2 separate regions of the Homo sapiens genome follow, and region 1 is linked to region 2. A link is an interaction called in ENCODE POLR2A ChIA-PET data of the cell type or tissue named here. Cell type or tissue: PC-9. All regions are shown on one strand.

What was found. Peaks named below come from ENCODE experiments on the same cell type or tissue, not always from the same donor. Only the 100,000 strongest peaks of a DNase experiment are listed, where the experiment ranks them.
Region 1: POLR2A ChIA-PET joins it to region 2 with 6 read pairs; 1 of 35 experiments calls an interaction of 5 or more read pairs at or near these places.

Annotation. Positions count from the first base shown.
Region 1 is chr12:95,762,954-95,765,453 of GRCh38, reverse strand. The region is part of intron 2 of NTN4 (netrin 4); the gene reads left to right. Among named protein-coding and RNA genes, the nearest start is that of NTN4, 27 kb to the left of the region's middle. In PC-9, no CTCF peak of the experiment used is centred here; a DNase peak (open chromatin) is centred at 1,353; H3K27ac peaks cover 2,014 bases.
Region 2 is chr12:95,648,105-95,650,604 of GRCh38, reverse strand. It overlaps the pseudogene PGAM1P5. Among named protein-coding and RNA genes, the nearest start is that of USP44, 98 kb to the right of the region's middle. In PC-9, no CTCF peak of the experiment used is centred here; a DNase peak (open chromatin) is centred at 1,064; H3K4me3 peaks cover 570 bases; H3K27ac peaks cover 2,500 bases.

The DNA.
Region 1 (2,500 bases), 110 kb before region 2:
GCTTTTGGACAGACATTGAGTTAGAGGACAACATCAGTCTTGGCATTTAATAGTAGATAACGTGAACACAAGAATTGTGTCTTCTCATTAAAGCAGTAGCCCAGTCATCTACCTAGACAGGCAATAATAGAGTGGGAGTTAGATTTAGATAAAAGTGAACAAATCAGAGGTACAAAGAACAATTCTTGTCTCTTCATTCCATATTTAGTTTGACATATTTATTGAGACTTTACAAATTCTTTTTGAACTGTGTTATGAATGTCAAGTACAAGATAAGGAACTATGTTTTTAAAGATATTTTTAGACAGCAATGTTATGGTAAGATACAAGTATGAGCTTAAAGTAAAATGTCTTATCAAAACTGAAAGAAATGTATCCACCTACATCTGGTTGGTATTTCAGATTCATGAAGGAATTTCCAAGTGATTCTGTTAAGAGGTTGCTCTACAGTGAGTGAGTGAACAAGTTAGATTTCTAGCCCTCCTCTGGCTTCCCTTTCGGGACTTGCCTTTATTCTTTTATTAGGGATAGGCACTCCTCATAATTTATATGACAGGTTAATATGCTTTAAAAAAATCTCTCTTAAGGTCCTGTTCAAGTTAGGGAGTTATAACGTGTAAAAGATTCTCAATTTGAAGTACTGTAATCAAAACTTTCACACACACTCATTTTCCAAGAACTTTATAAAACATGCACCAGGCACAGGTAGAAAGTGACAGCCAAGAGTTCAGTGATGTATTATTTCTGGTGCTTTTTTAGCTTTTTTTTTTTTTTTTTGGTCGGGGCGGGGGGATGGAGTCTCGCTTTCTCACCCAGGCTGGAGTGCAGTGGTGCAATCTTGGCTCACTGCAACCTCCGCCTCCTGGGTTCAAGCAATTCTCCTGCCTCAGCCTCCTGAGTAGCTGGGATTACAGGTGCCTGACGCCATGCACAGCTAATTTTTGTATTTTTAGTAGAGACGGGGTTTCGCCATGTTGGCCAGGCTGGTCTCAAACTCCTGACCTTAGGTGATCCGCTGGCCTCGGCCTCCCAAAGTGCTGGGATTACAGGCGTGAGCCACTGTGCCCGGCCAGCTCTCCTTCTTTAAAAGCCCACTTAATAAAGCAGTTAGCTACTTCTAGATGCTCTGGCAGGTGCTGTGAGTATAGCCAAGAGGGTCTGTTACCTATAGAGCTGACTCCAATTGCTGTCATCCACAAAGGCCATTTTAATCTCCTGCTCAGTTTCCAGTCAGCCTCCTGCATCACTTCAGCTGCTTAAGGGACAGTTACATGTTTTACAGCTGTGGCTCTCCACAACCCCACCCTTCTATGACTCAGCCTTGACTGCTAGTCTGCCTGTCAGTATCATTGGCATGTAACCAGAAATATTATTTTCTTATGAACTAAATGATGCAATGACAGATGTTATAGAAATATGCAGGTCATATCAAAACACTCTAATTCAGATGTGGAAGTGACTCTTTCCTCCCCTTTCTCACCTCCCAAAATAATGACATTGGAACTTCAGTCTTGCATTCCAGTTTTACCATGATTAGAAGTGGGTGCTCAAGAGGCTATGTAAATAATAGGTCTCATAAAAACATATTTTTCTGTCTCATGCTACTGTCTCCACTCAGTCAGCTTCATTTCTTCCCCAACAGCTGTGTTGAAAGTACTCTAGGTCTTTTAAAATCTGAATATTACATTATGGAAAAATCTTTGAAATTTATTTGGATTAAAAAATAAAATTGGAAAAAGAAAGGTTCAGAAATAGAGGCTAGAATTCGCTTGACATCGTGGAGAGGAAAATGTCTAGAAAATACCGTCATTAGTAACATGTGCTTACGAGTTACAGAGAGGTCATCTGCTACTTAGCAAGAGTGGTAAATGGTGTAGAAACTATGTGATATGAGACATTATAGATAATTTACCTGGAGAATAGAAGTTAAGTTGATGGCTGCCCTTAAATATTTGAAGGATTTCCATGTTGAAGATAAAGTAGACTTGTTTTGTATAGCTCTAAGGCCAGTATTAGGAGTTTCAGGGAACAGACTCTAGCTTAACACAGAAGAACTTTTTGTTAATTAGACCTTTCTAAAACTGAAACACGCTGCCTGATGAGGCTGTAGGAGCTAGCAGAGAATGAATGGGCATCAGCCATTATAGAGGAACTTCTTGCATTGAGAAATTTGAGTTAAATGGCCTCATGTTCTTTTTTGATTATTAAAAATTCTTTGAGCTGTTTCTAATACCACTTTTGATAGAGATCAATTTTCAAGAATTAGGGGACAATTGGAATCTTATGCATTATTAATTTATCCATTTTTGTATCCAGAGTCTCAGTGCCTCATACAAAGCATTTCCTCAATAAGTAAAGTTTGAACTAATAAACAAGTATTTCTTTATGAAAAGGCTTAAGGTCACAGAAACTTAGGATTTTTATCTTATTTAATTATGGCTTTGTCATTATTTAAAAACAAAAATGACACTGATGATGAGAGACACAGTCGGAATTTATA
Region 2 (2,500 bases):
CAGATAGAGGTGGTCTACAGACAAGACTTTGAGAAGCACTGCTCTGGACACTTTTACAGAATAGACTCGACAAATCCACTTGGATTTGTCGGATATGAATCTACTTGGCCTTTGTCACAAATATTATTTTATGAATAACAGAATCATTAGTCCTGTTATGGTTACCCCAAAACTAAGATGATGGAAAAGGAAAATTGAAAGAACCTCACATAACAGCCCTGTAGAGTCGGTAAGAGAGATTCCTTAAAGTCAGTCAGAAAGGAGATTCCTCTGGCAATTATGTACCCTTACTTCCTAACCTGGCCTTGTATAGACCTGTGAAATACCTAAATTTGTCTTTGCTATCTCTACCCCTCAATCCACTTTGTACAATCTCTCCCCAGCTACCTGTCGACTTCATCCTGCACAGGGTGTACACCAAGATGCTGGACAAAGCTCTCAACTCCCAACTTTCCCTCCAGCCTCAGTCTACTTACTTATCAAGATGTTACTCTTGACCAAGAGATTGATAGGTTCATAATATAAATCATTATAATGCAATACTTTCCCACTTTCCCACTTCCCAATTTTCTCCTAACACAATGCCTTCATGACCCAAAGAAGCCAGGCATGTCTGCAAACTTTTTTTTCTTTCTTTTTTTTTTTTTTTTTGAGATAGTCTCACTCTGTCACCCAGGCTGGAGTGCAGTGGAGCAACCTCAGCCTCAGCTCACTGCAACCTCCACCCCCTGGGTTCAAGCGATTCTCCTGCCTCAGCCTCCCAGGTAGCTGGTATTACAGGCGCCCGCCACCACGCCCGGCTCATTTTTGTATTTTTAGTAGAGATGGAGTTTCACCATGTTGGCCAGGCTGGTCTCCAACTCCTGACCTCAGGTGATCCGCCCGCCTCGGCTTCCCATAGTGCTGGGATTACAGACGTGAGCCACCATGCCCGGCCTGCAGAAAACATTTTAATGGGTGATTCTAATCATAGGTATTTCAGGCACTGGTGGCAGGCCAGTGGTGGGGATATTTTTGGTCAGATGTGCCTTTCAATGCCTCATAAATCAGGCTGCCTAGGCAGCTTTGTAATTTTCCCTTAGGCAGTAGCAGTCCTGCACACACACCCCATTGTAACCCTCAGAGGCTTAAGAATAAGGAGAAAGGTGAACAGGAAGTAACATTGAGAAAGGAAAACATGGAGAGTGGATTCACTTACCCTCTCTCAGAAATGTACATTCAAGCCACAGATAAAATAAGAGAAATCCACACGGACTCCACACTTTTCCTTCCCATTCCTGTGAAAGAGAAATAAAATCCAGGATAGCATTTTTTTGGTTACATATGGGGAGAAAAATCAAGGAGATGTACACAACTCGCATCACAGCAAACAGAATTCCTTAACATCAGAAACACTCTTACATACCAACACTCTCTTACACATGGGGACTTGCTGGGCAGTGACCTTCAGTGACCTAGCTTTTGATACCAACTGAGAATACACAACTGGATATTTTTATCCGCATGTTTTCTGCCTCTCTGATAAATGTTATACTAAACAGTGGGAAGCAAAAATACAGTGAATGCATTTTTTCAGACCATATTTACAAGTACACTTAATTTGCACGCCCCCAAATTTTATAGGTTTCACCAAATGCTTCAAGAGAGAAGATTAAGTTTAGGAACAACCTGCCTCTCCAAGTTTTCACTTGCCCCGAGGTTATTATCCTACCAGAACTGGCTAAGGCTCTTTGAGAAGTAGTGTTTAAAGCCTCATATTGTTCAGGCTTACATCTATAATCCCAGCACTTTGGGAGGCTGAGGCAGGAGGATCCCTTGACCCTAGGAGTTCAAAACTGGCCTGGGTAGCATAGGGAGATCCCACTTAATTAATCAAAAAAATTTAAAAATTAGCCGGGCATGGTGCCACGCACCTATGGTCCCAGCTAGTTGGGAGGTTGAGGTAAGAGGATTGCTTGAGCCCGGAAGATCGTGGCTGCAGTGAACCATTATTACGCCACCTAACTCTAACCTGGGCAACAGAGTGAGCCCCTGCCTCAAAAAATAAAAATAAAATTAAAGTTGACTTTTCGGGATTCAATAGCTTTATGAAATGTCTTTTCCTTTTGTAAACACAAAATAACACACGTGTAAGAACAAAACAACAAATACCTTAAGACATCACGAGTAATTTGTAATCTACAGATCTGTAAATGAATAAATAAATGTATAAACTATCAACTTTTTTTAAGACAGGGTGTCGCTCTATCATCTTGATTGGAATGCCGTGGCAAGATCACAGCTCACTGCAGCCTTGACCCCCGGTGGCTCAAGTGATCCTCCCACCCGAGTAGTTGGGACTACAGGCATTTGCCACCATGCCCGGATAATTTTTTTTTTTTTAAGAAGATATAGGTTCTCCCTATGTTGCCCAAACTTAATCTATAAATTTTTGTGGCAATAAACAGATGCTTCCGCTTTCTAACTCTCCCACTGAATAGATAGTTCATTATGTAAATTC